2 separate regions of the Homo sapiens genome follow, and region 2 is linked to region 1. The links are chromatin contacts, found by Hi-C or POLR2A ChIA-PET in ENCODE. All regions are on one chromosome and are shown on one strand. Each heading gives the region's core, a stretch centred on a gene start or an enhancer-like site at or near the end of the contact. The rest is flanking DNA. Distances are from core to core; before and after follow the strand shown.

What was found. A loop is a pair of places that touch in the nucleus more often than their neighbours do. ChIA-PET counts read pairs that join two places held with the same protein, here RNA polymerase II (POLR2A). Pooled maps may share reads with other maps.
Region 2: a map of PC-3 shows a loop between it and region 1 (2.6-fold over the local background). The contact joins two enhancer-like sites. A Hi-C loop is called at or near these places in 4 of 168 maps with a recorded cell type or tissue (Calu3, PC-3, endothelial cell of umbilical vein and 1 more) and 2 of 50 pooled maps. POLR2A ChIA-PET finds 5 or more read pairs at or near these places in 3 of 52 experiments (GM12878, HEK293 and endothelial cell of umbilical vein).

What each region holds. Positions count from the first base shown.
Region 1 is chr12:118,179,068-118,185,794 of GRCh38, forward strand. TAOK3 (TAO kinase 3) reads right to left here. Exons shown (of 21, transcript NM_016281.4): 15 at 2,304-2,540. Among named protein-coding and RNA genes, the nearest start is that of PEBP1, 46 kb to the left of the region's middle. Within about 2 kb of position 3,369, at least 3 of the 41 ENCODE cell types and tissues checked have a DNase peak (open chromatin) inside an H3K27ac peak, as active enhancers do.
Region 2 is chr12:118,268,822-118,275,548 of GRCh38, forward strand. All of the region lies in intron 1 of TAOK3 (TAO kinase 3), which reads right to left. Among named protein-coding and RNA genes, the nearest start is that of TAOK3, 100 kb to the right of the region's middle. Within about 2 kb of position 3,135, at least 5 of the 41 ENCODE cell types and tissues checked have a DNase peak (open chromatin) inside an H3K27ac peak, as active enhancers do.

The DNA.
Region 1 (6,727 bases), core at 2,119-4,618:
TCTGACTGATTTATTTAATCAACATCATCCTTGTCTGGGCAGAGGTTTTCATGCCAGACTGCCTCACAGATTGATGGCTGTTGGGGGAAATCTTTCTTCTACAACCTGATTGTTCCTTCCATGTGGAGACAGAGAGAGACAGAGAGACCAAGAGAGACAGAGAGCAAGCTCAATTATGGAAACACCCTGGAACTGTGTCCCCAGTCACTGCATGCCCAGGGAGCACATGTCCACCACATTTTTCAACACTATGGAAGTCTCATGGGGGTGGCAGGAAAGGTGACTCAGTTTTAGCACTGCTTGAGCAGGCAGATCTGCTTAATTTTGTTTTCCTGCAGACATAAATCACCTCTTGTACCTAACATGTATCAGTAATAGATGATATTATGGGGAGGGAGGAGGGATAGCATTAGGAGATATACCTAATGTAAATGACGAGTTAATGGGTGCAGCACACCAACATGGCAGATGTATACATATGTAACAAACCTGCACGTTGTGCACATGTACCCTAGAACTTAAAGCATAATAATAATAAAAAAAGATGATATTATGACTATCTGCCTTACCCTTCTGTTTTTTTTTTTTTTTTTTCAGTCGGAGTCTTGTTCTTGTTGCCCAGGCTGGAATGCAATGGCGTGACCTCGGCTCACTGCAATCTCCGCCTCCCGGGTTCAAGTGATTCTCTTGTCTCAGCCTCCCGAGTAGCTGGGATTACAGGCACCTGCCACCATGCCCAGCTAATTTTTTGTATTTTTAGTAGAGATACGGTTTCACCATGTTGGCCAGGCTGGTCTCAAACTCTTGACCTCAAGTGATCCACCCACCTCAGCCTCCCAAAGTGCTGGGATTACAGGCATGAGCCACCATGCCTGGCTGGTTTTTTTTTTTTTTTTGGAGATGAAGTCTCGCTCTTGTCACCCAGGCTGGAGTGCAATGGCACAATCTCAACTCACTGCAACCTCTGCCTCCCAGGTTCAAGCGATTCTCCTGCCTCAGCCTTCTGAGTAGCTGGGATTATAGGCATCTGCCACCACGCCCAGCTAATTTTTGTATTTTTAGTAGAGACGGGGTTTCACCATGTTGGCCAGGCTGGTCTCGAATTCCTGACCTCAGGCGATCCACCCACCTCGGCCTCCCAAAGTGCTGGGATTGCAGGCGTGAGCCACTGTGCCTGGCCTTTTTTTTTTTGAGACAGGGTCTCGCTCTGTCACCCAGGCTAGAGTGCAGTGACACAATCTCGGCTCACTGCAACCTCTGCCTTCTGGGCTCAAGCAATCTTCCTGCCTCAGCCTCCCAATTAGTTGGGACTATAGGCATGTGCCACCACACCCAGCTAACTTTTGTATTTTTTGTGGAGACGGGGTTTTGCCACATTGTCCAGGCTGGTCTTGAACTCGTGGGCTCAAGAGATCCACCCACCTTGGCCTCCCAAAGTGCTGGGATTATAGGTGTAAGCCACCACATCTGGCCTTGTCTGCTTTTAAAATTAGTTTAGAACGTGGATGGGGACGAGAGATGTTCCCTAGAAAATCCAAATAATTGCCGGACTCATTATTTGCTCCTTTTGCTCAGGGGCTCATCAGCTGTAGGCAGGGATTATCACTACTATAAGAGACTATTTGTAAAGCAGTTTTCTTTTGAAGAGGACTGTGGGTATGGCAGATACAGTAACAGACTTTTGTTGTGCACGTTCTCAGAAGATGGAAGCATCTTGTTTCCCTTTACTTGTACCCAGGCCACCATCAAGGGACTGATACTCAGAATATACATAAGTATAATTTTTTTTTTTTTTTGAGAAGAGACTTCCTCTGTTGCCCAGGCTGGAGTGTAATGGCATGATCTTGGCTCACTGCAACCTCTGCCTTCCAGGTTCAAGCAATTCTCCTGCCTCAGCCTCCTGAGTAGCTGGGATTACAGGCATGTGCCACCATGCCCGGCTAATTTTTGTATTTTTAGAAGAGATGGAGTTTCACCATGTTGGCCAGGCTGGTCTCGAACTCCTGACCTCAGGTGATCTGCCTGCCTCGGCCTCCCAAAGTGCTGGGATTACAGGCGTGAGCCACCACGCCTGGCCTCAGAATATATTTGAATGGACAAGAATGTAACATATATTTTCAGTTGCTATTTTAGCTCTGAACGACAATTTTACATAGCCCTATAAAATCTAGAAACCCAATTTTGCCACCCCGGAAACAACAATTTTCCTCCATCCCCCACTCCTGCCTCTTGCTAACATCCTGCCACTGACCCCAACAGGCTGGGCTTGGTTGTGGCATGAAGGCGTGTGTGCACATACTGACCTCCTTTTCTATGATAGCCACTTGCTTCTTGGCCAGCTTCTCCAGCTCGATGGACGAGTTGTTGGCATGCGTCTCCACCTCCTTCTGTAGCTTGAGGCGGTGCTCGTCCATCTCAGCCTTCAGCTTGTTCTCCAGGGCGATCAGCTGCTTCTGGTGCTGGCGCCGCATCCGCTTATAACCTGACATCTGTTCCCGCAACTCGTTCTCCTGCTCATGCTCATGGATCTGTCGTGTAACCTGAATTGGGTTAGGAAACAGAACTCAGGTAACCAGGTTCATGGGAGACAAGCTTTCATGCAAAGTAGAACGGCCCTGTGGCATAATTTTATCCATCACCTTCACCATCAATTTACCTACTGTTTAGTGAATGCTCACCCGTAGGGGGCACTGTGCTAGATAGATACTCTTTATGTATTTTATCCCTAGTCCTCAAAACCATCTCATTCACTCATTCATTTCATTCATGAGGTAGGTGATAACATCTTAGTTTTATAGTTGAAGAAATTGATTCTTGAAAGAAACTCTTTATTCAGGCCGGGCACGATGGCTTACGCCTGTAATCCCAGTACTTTGGGAGGCTGAGGCAGGCAGACCACTTGAGGTCAGGAGTTGGAGACCAGCCTGGCCAACATGGTAAAACCCCGTCTCTACTAAAAATACAAAAATTAGCCAGGCATGGTGGTGGGCACCTGTAATCCTAGTTACTTGGGAGGTTGAGGCAGGAGAATTGCTGGAACCCGAGAGGCGGAGGCTGCAGTGAGCTAAGATCACTCCACTGCACTCCAGCCTGGGTGACAGAGACTCTGTCTCAAAAAAAAACAACAACAACAAAAAGAAATTATTTATTCAGTCAAAATATGTTTACATATTTTTGATATACCATCACATATATTACATGTTCACATTAACACAGCTAATAAGGACTGGATTGGGAATCAGGCCCATCTCTGTATAACTCCAGAGCCATGTTATTTCTACTGCACCAAGATTTCTCACCAACACTACTGACAACGAGCCCGATAATTATCTGTTGTGGGGGCCGTCCTGTGCATTGCAGGATGTTTAGCAGCATCCCTGGCCTCTACCCACTAGATGGCAGTAGCACCTCCCACCACATGACAATGAAAAGTATCTCCAGATATTGCCAAATGTTCCCTTGGGAACAAAATTCCTCTAGTTGAGAACTACTACACTGGTTTGTTTTGTATATGTGTGTGTGTGTGTGTGTGTATATATATATATATATATATATATTTTTTTTTTTTTTTAAGGATCATGTCTCTAACAGTCATAGACCTTTTAAATTAGTCTGAACATGATTTATTTCCTATTCCTAATATGAAGAGGTGAGTATGAGATCAAGAGATCTCTTAAATCATGTCTCCCCCATCCCCTTCTCTACAAAAGAAATGTTACCAAATTATAATACATTCACTCACTCTCCTAAAGAGGACAAAGCATTGCTATGATTTTTGGAAGGCTACTTTTCTTAGTAACTTTTCCTTAACTCATTTTCAAGTGAACATCCAACAAATTAAAGCTTGTAAATGTACATTTCAGCACCTCTTGCTCATTTCTATTAAATCTTTTGTGATTTTTCCAGTCCTTCCTTCAATTTATCTTCTCTCTTTATTTTCCTGATCACTTCCTCCCTATTTTTCCTATTTTAGAAAAAAAATCTTAATTCCAGGATTGTAACTTTAGTCTTGTTCTTCACTAAGTGATTTGGTCACTCCTATCTACTGTAAGGCCCATCTCCCCAGCCTAACACCCAACCAAGCTTTACAGGAAATTTTCAAGCTGCTATTAATTTTCTGTACTATTTTCAGTTTATGGGTTAAAATACATTTTATACAAAGAAGAGTTTGTTTCTCTGCTCTTTTTAGAAGGTGGCCCTGCATACTAAATTGAGTCCTTACTAACAAGAGAGTGCTGTTCTGTAACTAGATAGTATTATCAAAGTACACCATTAAACATTAGCCAAACTTTGAAACCTTTCCAGTTGAAACTAACACTGGGTTTCATATTCATTTCTCTTTTCTGAAGGATAATACTCTTTCAAGTATTAAGAATAAGAGCAGAGGATATTTTAAGACCAAAAAAGGATAGCATCACCCAAAAGGCACCTAACCCTCTAAAGAAAATAAATGATCTATTTTATTATCAGAAAATGTGTTTTTTTAATGGACATAATTCAAGATGAAAGGAGGAAAAGAAGTAGTTTGAAATATATGTATCAATTTTACTTCTTCACGCTTATATGTTTCTGAAGTACAACTTTAAGGAAGAAACAATTCTAATCAATGGAAAGGATACCATTTAGTCCTTTCTGAATTCAACTATTTTTCAGAAAAATATGGCAGTAAAGTATCAGGGTTAGGGTAATGAATTTTAGATATGTTTTAGCTAGAAACTTTTTCTTATTTTAGCATTCCTTCTTTAATCAGATTCCCAAAGCTGAGGCATGGCACACTCTAAGCTATCATGACACATTTAAAACTTGGCATAAGCATTGGCTTACAGCCAATAAAATATTCTCAGGATGGTCATTTCCCTAAACCAGGATGCCTAAAGATAAAAGGGAAATGAGTTGTGTCAAGAAAATTTTCTATTTCAGTTGGTGGGTGGGTGTCTGTAAAGAGGGTGGCTTTCTACTTGTACCAGATCACATACAAGGTGATCTGGTACAAGGATGTGGCAAAGAAAATTTACAGAGCTCAATCTGCTATCATTGTACACCACTGAATTCCAGGAGAGACATTTTGCTTTTGAATGCTTCCCATAATGTGGATAATTACCTTCTTAAACTCCTAATATCACCTTTCATTTGTCACAACTAAACTTTCCAAGTTTCAAATTGTCTTTTTGGGTATATATATAGAGATACTAAGCTTTATAATTCCATGCTCAAGCTGGATAGATGAATTTAAATAAAAGTATAACCAGATATTTCAATTGAAAAGTCTAACATGAAATATACAAAAAATATGATATTTACAGTTATATGTGCCTGTGTGTCTTAAGTGTACACTATGAGTTTTAAGAATACACCTTTTGGTCAATAAAATAAAAAATAATAGCTGATAACTTTTTCATGCATATGGTTTAAAAAGTGCTTTCACATATAATTTACCTCTTTAATTTTTAGAAGGCCTTGGATTCCTATGGTTCTTGAATTGCCTGAGGAAATTCATATCACCAAGGCAGAAAAAGAGTGACTATTTTCTGTTATAAAGTAATAGAGGGAATCAACACCCAAAAAAGTCAAAGCTAGAGAGGGTGGTAAGTCTAAATTACAAATTGAGTAAGTCTGAAATGGGAGAAAGTTATAAAGATGTAGTAACTGTAGTTTTTACAATGGCAGTCTCAAAAATGTGATCAACTAAAAGTGGGCAGTACCACCTTGCTCTACCCAGTGGATTGTGTGGAGAAAAACCTCATCTATCTCTTACTATATAATTGACCTTGGGCAAATTACTTAACCTCTTAAAGTCTCTCAGTTTCTTAATGTGTAAAGAGAGAGGAACTACCACTGTCTTCCTCAGGGTCAGAGGACTTTCTCATGTGAAAGTGCCTAGCAGGGTGTCTGACTCCTAGGAAATGCTCAACACATGCTGGTTTCCTTCCTTCTGATGCCAGGCTCTGCGAAGCATGTCCCTTGGCCCTCCACTTAGTATTTCTGGTGATGGAGACACAGAGCACAAGTGGATCCAGAAGAAGGGGCACATTTAAGGAAAAAAAAAAAAACTAGCTGTATCCAGGTTGTGGATTATAAAATTATGTATAATTTCTGAATCTGAATTATTACTTATTTCATGTATCTAGAATATGAAAAATAAACAAATAATAAATAATGTGCCATGAAAAGGAAGACCAAAACTTTTTTTCTAAAGGTTCCTATAGCTGTTCAATGCTACTTTATTTAATTCCAGCAAAATTCGGCCCTAAAACAAACCACTTCATCTGAAGTGCAGAGTGTCCCTACTGTGTACAAAACACTGCACTAGAAGGGTAATAAGCAACTTCCTGAACATAAAACAAGAGCATGGTGGCTGATGATGTTACCCTCTTAAGAGATCAAAGCCAACTTACAAGATTAATAATATGTAGGAATCAAAATGATGCATATGATAAAAGTGGCCACCTCAGCACTTAGAACAAATGAAATTTATAGCAAGTTCTTAAAAAGAATACAGTGAGTCACATTTTGGCATTAGAAACTTAACATTCTATTCTTTAGAATACCTAAGGAAAAACTGTTTTTTAAATTTTTGCTAAAAGTAATGACTGATAACAGGCAATTCTGCATTTATAAAAGAATATGTTACATGAGGAATTCTGAAATGCAAACTTATAAATCCAAATTCTCATGTGATAGCAAGGCTGGAGGTGACCTCATTCATTCGTTCATTCATTTATTCAAT
Region 2 (6,727 bases), core at 1,885-4,384, 90 kb after region 1:
AACATGGAGAAACCCTGTCTCTACTAAAAATACAAAATTAGCCGGGTGTGGTGGCGCATTCCTGTAATCCCAGCTACTCGGGCAGCTGAGGCAGGAGAATCGCTTGAACCTGGGAGGCGGAAGATGGGGTGAGCCGAGATCATGCCATTGCACTCCGGCCTGGCAACAAGAGCAAAACTCTGTCTCAGAAGAAAGAAAAGAAAAGAAAACAAAAGAAAAGAAAAAAGAAAAGAAAGAGAGTTTCAAATAAGGCATCTTACAAATCAGGAAACATTCATTCCTAGAAAATAGTTTTCTTTCTCTTTCTTTCTTTCTTCTCTTTCTTCTCTCTCTTTCTTTCTTTCTTTTTTTATTTTTTGAGACAGAGTCTGGCTCTGTTGCCCAGGCTGGAGTACAGTGGCGAGATTTCAGCTCACTGCAACCTCCACCTCCCAGGTTCAAACGATTCTCATGCCTCAGCCTCCTGAGTAGCTGGGAGGACAGGCTCTTGCCACCATGCTGGGCTAATTATCCTCTCTCTAAATAGTTACATAATTAATTTTCTTTCTCTATCTCTCTCTTCTTTTTTTTTTTTTTTTTTTTTTTGAGACTCAGGCTGGAGTGCAGTGATGCAGTATCGGCTTACTGCAACCTCTGCCTTCTGGGTTCAAGCGATTCTCCTGCCTCAGCCTTCCAAGTAGCTGGGATTACAGGCGTGCACCACCACGCCTGGCTAATTTTGTATTTTTAGTAGAGATGGGGTTTCGTTATATTGGCCAGGCTGGTCTCAAACTCCTGACTTGCGATGATGCACCTGCCTCGGCCTCCCAAAGTGCTGAGATTACAGGCGTGAGCCACTGCGCCCAGCCCACTTTTACATAATTTTCTTAAAATGCATGCATATTCTCTTCATCTTTGGTTGCCAAGCTCTATATATGTTCTAAAATTATCTCTCTAAGACTTCTAGGAATTAAGCCTTCTCAGTTTTATCTTTTCTTTGTTTGCTTTTCTGCTACAATATTGCATTGCTATTGAAGCTGAAGACAGTATTCCTGAAGTTCATCCATTGAACCTAAAGGATATTTTCAATTTTCTTCCATTTTACTACCCCCACTTCCTTCTTCATAAATGTCTCTTGGATCCCATGAAACTGTCTTCTGTTTTTCCAAATTATTCTGATTATACTTCCTCTTCTCTCTGATGCCTAAATGAATGTGTTCCTCTAAGGATTTCCCCAAGTCCTCTGTGTGACTGCAAGCTGCTATCTTAATTTCTGCCCATTTAATGATTTTAAGTAATACTGTGTCACTAGACAGTACTGACCATTATTCCAAGCCCCAGTCCTGTATTTTCAAATATCTATTCGGCTTCTCCCCTAAATGGCTCACATACACCTCCCATTAACTTTGTTCTTTTTCCCTGTCCCTTAACATTCAATTAATCCCCAATTTCTGCTTCCTGTTTTTCCATTTCTCTGGCATTCATATGCTCTCTCCTTTTCTTTTCCTCTTACAGCCTCTATCTTTTCTGGAATTAGAAAAACACTATTACCATAATCATCTTTCTAAAGCATGGTTCAGATAATATCACAGCTCTGCTCAAAATCTTTCAAAATCTCACTACTTCCTATGGGATAAAGAATAACAATAATAATAATAATAACTTTACCTAACGAACATTCAAAGCTGGCTTCAAACCAGTAGTCTAACCTAAATTCTTAAACTCTATAATCAGGAAAAAATAAATTCCATTCAGTTACATTTGTATATATACTTTGTATTTCACTTCTCACTTGGTCTTTGTCTAAGTTGTGTCCTCTGCTTATAAGGCCCAAATCTCAGCTATTCTTACAGTCCAGCTAAATGTCACTTTTTTTTTTTTTTTTTTTTTTGAGACAAAGTCTTGCTCTGTCTCCCACGCTGGAGCGCAGTGGCGCCGATCTCGGTTCACTGCAAGCTCCGCCTCCCGGGTTCACGCCATTCTCCTGTCTCAGCCTCCCCAGTAGCTGGGACTACAGGCGCCCGCCACCACGCCCAGCTAATTTTTTTTTGTATTTTTAGTAGAGATGGGGTTTCACCATGTTAGCCAGGATGATCTCGATCTTCTGACCTCGTGATCCGCCCGCCTCAGCCTCCCAAAGTGCTGGGATTACAGGTGTGAGCCACCACGCCCGGCTAAATGTCACTTCTATAAAACCTACTATTTTCTCCCTTTGCATCAGTTTTCAACACACATAGTTAGTATTCTAAAACTGGATGGCAAGTGCTTCTTCAGAGAAGGGTAATTGTCTAAGTCCACATTTGGATTAATCATTGTAACCCCTGATATTTTAAAAAATAAAAACAGTGTTATTGAGATATAATTCACCTATCATACACTCTGCCCATTTAAAGTGTACAATTCAATGGTTTTTAGTATATTTAGTATTTAGCATTTTAGATATGTACAACCGTTACCAACCACAGTTATTTTTAGAACATTTTCATCACCATACATACACACACAAAACCATACCCTTTAGCTATTACCCCAGCCTCGCCCCACCCCATTCCCTCCATTCCTAAGAAATTTACTAACATACTTTCCATCTTTATAGATTTCCTTGTTCTGGGAATTTCATATAAACGGAATCATACAATATGTGGTCTTTCATGACTGGCATTTTTCACTCAGCATGTTTTCAAATCCAATGCATAGCATGAATCAGTATTTCTTTTTATTGCCAAATAATATTCCATTATATGGATATGTCACATTTTATCCATTTATCAGGTGATGGACATTTGGACTGCTTTAACTTTTGGCCATTATGGATAGTGCTACTAGAATTATTCATGTATAAGTTTTTAGGCGGATATATGTTTTCATTTTTCTTGAGCATATGCCTATGAGTGGAAATGCTGGGCCCTACGGCTTCTTTAAGTAGCAGATATTCCATAAAAATCTGATGAAATCACCTTCCCTGTTCCATTTCAATCTTATAATTAAAATGACCATTCAAATTAATCCTTTCCCCAAAAGATAAACAAGAATATTTTTTCTTCTAAGAGGATAAGATGAAATAACAGGCATAAAATAAGTTTTTCCCTCTTCCTTAACCTCCTGCAACCTCAGGTATTACATTTATAGTGAGAATGTAGAACTGCGCCAAGAATGTAGTATTTCAGGTTTTAGGCCCTTGGGCCAAATAAACAATCCAACTAGCACGGAGTAGAAGATTTCATCAGAGATGTGCAATTGAAATAATTTTCTTCGCAAACACTTCTTTATTCTAAGAAATGGAAACCTTCTAACAATGGTAATCAAGTAAATTATTTCTCACAAGACATTCTAACTTACTATAAGAAAGAACACTGGTGGCGCATGCCTGTAATCCCAGCTACTTGGGAGGCTGAGGCATGAGAATCACTTAAGCCCAGGAGGCAGAGGTTGCAGTGAGCCGAGTTACACCACTGCACTCCAGCCTGGGTGACAGAGCAAGACTCCATCTCAAAAAAAAAAAAAAAAAGAAAGAAAGAAAGAAAGAAAGAACACTTGATAGAGAGTAGAAATATATATTTTTAAAATAATTTTCCCTTTCCCAGAAACTTCAAGAAAGATGATTCATTGAAGATCTTAGTTGTGTTTCAATGTTTTTTTCAACAATAATGTTCTTCTCAACAATGTTTTTCTCTGGCAGCACTATCCTGGAGCCAGTGAATTCGAAAACTCCACAATATTTCAGTATTAATAAAGTAAATAAGAATTAGAATGTTTCATACTGGAAAGAATTTTAAAGATACACCATTTCAACTCCTTTTTTTCTTTTTATACTCAATCTCAGAAAAGTTAAGCATCACATCACACCTCTGTGGCAGCATTATCCCCAAATTAAAATCCCAGACTTCTGGCCAGGTGCAGTGGCTCATGCCTGTAATCCTAGCACTTTGGGAGACCGAGGTGGGAGGGTTGCTTGAGTCCAGGAGTTTGAGAACAGCCTGGGTAACACAGTGAGACCCCCGTCTCTATGAAATAAAATACAAAAAAATTAGCTGGGCATGGTAGCACGTGCCTGTAGTCCCAGCTACTTGGGGCTTGAGGTGGGAGGATTGCTTGAGCCCAGGAAGCTGAGGCTATAGTGAGCCGAGATTGTGCCACTGCACTCCAACCTAGGTGACAAAGTAAGAACTTGTCTGGAAAAAAAAAAATCCAGGACTTCTGATTTTCCATTACAGAAATTTATTCTCCTGAACCATGCTGCCCTAAGTCATACTTTACTATTTTGGAGGGTAATCAAGAAAATTTTAAATTTAATGTAAGATTGAACTTCTGTTACTATTCCTCCCAAGGATCTCAGGACATTTAAAGATATGGTGCTAGATTCAGTTCTTACGAGGACTGCAGAGTAAACAAATTTGAGGGCCTCTTTAAGAAAAAAATAGGGCCAGCGCGGTGGCTCATGCCTGTAATCCCAGCACTTTGGGAGGCTGAGGCAAGCAGATCACAAGGTCAGGAGATCCAGACCATCCTCGCTAACACGGTGAAACCCCATCTCTACTAAAAATACAAAAAATTAGCCAGGTGTGGTGGTACACGCCTGTAGTTCCAGCTATTCGGGAGGCTGAGGCAGGAGAATCGCTTGAACCAAGGAGGCAGAGGTTGCAGTGAGCCGAGATCGGCACCACTGCACTCCAGCCTGGGTGACAGAGCGAGACTCCGTCTCAAAAAGAAAAAAAAGAAAAAGAAAAAAATAGGTCGGGCATAGTGGCTCATGCCTATAATCTCAGCACTTTGGGAGGCTGAGGCAGGTAGATCACTTGACGTCAGCAGTTCAAGACCAGGCTGGTCAACATGGTAAAACCCGTCTCTACTGAAAATAGAAAAAAATTAGCTGGGCGTGGTGGCGCATACCTATAATTCCAGCTACTCAGGAGGCTGAGACAGGAGAATAGCTTGAACCCAGGAGGTGGAGGTTGCAGTGAGCCGAGATCGTGCCATTGCACTCCAGCCTGGGCGACAGAGCAAGACTTTGTCTCTAAATAAATAAATAAATTCTCACTTAAAATTAAGTATAGAGTCTTAGATGAAGCTGGTATAAGAAGCTCTGAAACACGCTTCACAGTAAACCAGCCTTTGAAAATTCCTAATATTTCATTCATTATCTTGCTCCCAGAGGGTAGACTGAGGCAGGTAAAATCTTAACTTTACAGCAGTGAAAAATGAAGTATAAATATATAGTATCTTTTTCGAAGTCACATAGTTAGGACTAGTCGAGTATTTGGTTTCTTCCCCCGTTTCCTTCCACACGACTTCCCATAAGACTTGAAGAGAACTGTCTAAAAAAAACAAACCAAAAAAACAAAAAAAAAACTAGCAAATTTTGTTGTAATTGCTGTTCCTGTTTGCCACCAATATTTAACTATTATCCTGAGGTAAGAGAACTGCTTTTAAGGTACTTTCACGTTGAAAATGAAACTAGATGATAGCTGCTTTTTATGCCACTATGGTTCTATAGCCCAACTGTGAACAAATATCCTCACATTTAAGAGCTGAAAAAGGACCTTAGTGATCATCTAATTTCTACGTGGCAAATAATGCAGAAGTAGCTGGGGTTTTGAGGATCCTAACAATGATAACCTTTAGACTACTCCTGGGTCAACTGACATTAAATTATATGAAGATTCTTCTAGTCACTCTTTAAGACTTTATCTATGTAGGCTCAAAAGCAAAAATATCAATTATTTTGATTTCTTATGGAGTATTATTTTCTTCCTCCCTTAATAAAAAGAGGTTTAAGATAAGAGACAGATGGGAAAGTAGAGGCCCCATTGGATCTCTTAAATTTAACACTGAATATCTTTTATTTTTAAAGACAGTCTCACTCTGTTGCCCAGGATGGAGTACAGTGACACCATCTCAGCTCACTGCAACCTCTGCCTCTCAGGTTCCAGAGATTCTCGTGCCTCAATGTCCCAAGTAGCTGGGACTACAGGCACGTGCGACCACACCCTGTTAATTTTTTTTTTTTTTTTTAGTAGAGACAGGGTTTCACCATGTTGGCCAGACTGGTCTTGAACTCCTGGCCTCCCAAAGTGCTGGGATTACAGGCGTAAGCCACCACGCCCAGCAACACTGAATATCTTTGTTCTGTCTGATACTTTGATATGAGGCCAGCAACTTGAAATCAATTATGCATCTACTTCAGAAAAAAATGGCACCTCACATGAATCTGAAAATTAAGACCAGTATAAGAATGGTGGTGATGTGTCTACATAAATCCCAAATTATTCTAAAATATTTGACTGGGTTTTTGAAATCTTCATTTTGCACTATAACTTTTTTTTCATTTAAAAAAAAGTTTCATTTTTTAGAGAGACAGGGTATTATATTACTCTGTCTCCCAAGCTGGAGTGCAGTGGTGTGATCACAGTTCACTGTAGCTTCAACCTCTGGGGTTCAAGCAGCCCTCTTGTCTCAGCCTTCCAATTAGCTGGGACTACAGGCGTGTGCCACCATGCCCAGCTAACTTATTTTTTGTAGAGATAGGGTCTTGCTATGTTGCCCAGACTGGTCTCCAACTCCTGGGTCAAGCAATCCTCCTGCCTCAGCCTTCCAAAGTGCTGGGATTACAGGCATGAGCCATTGTGCCTGGCTGCCCCATTATTCAATCTTATGCCCCAATATTCTGTTATATAAAGAATGTATAATATGAAAACTTTATGTAACTATAATACACAATAATTTGCTCTTAGGATTTCTCAAACATGAT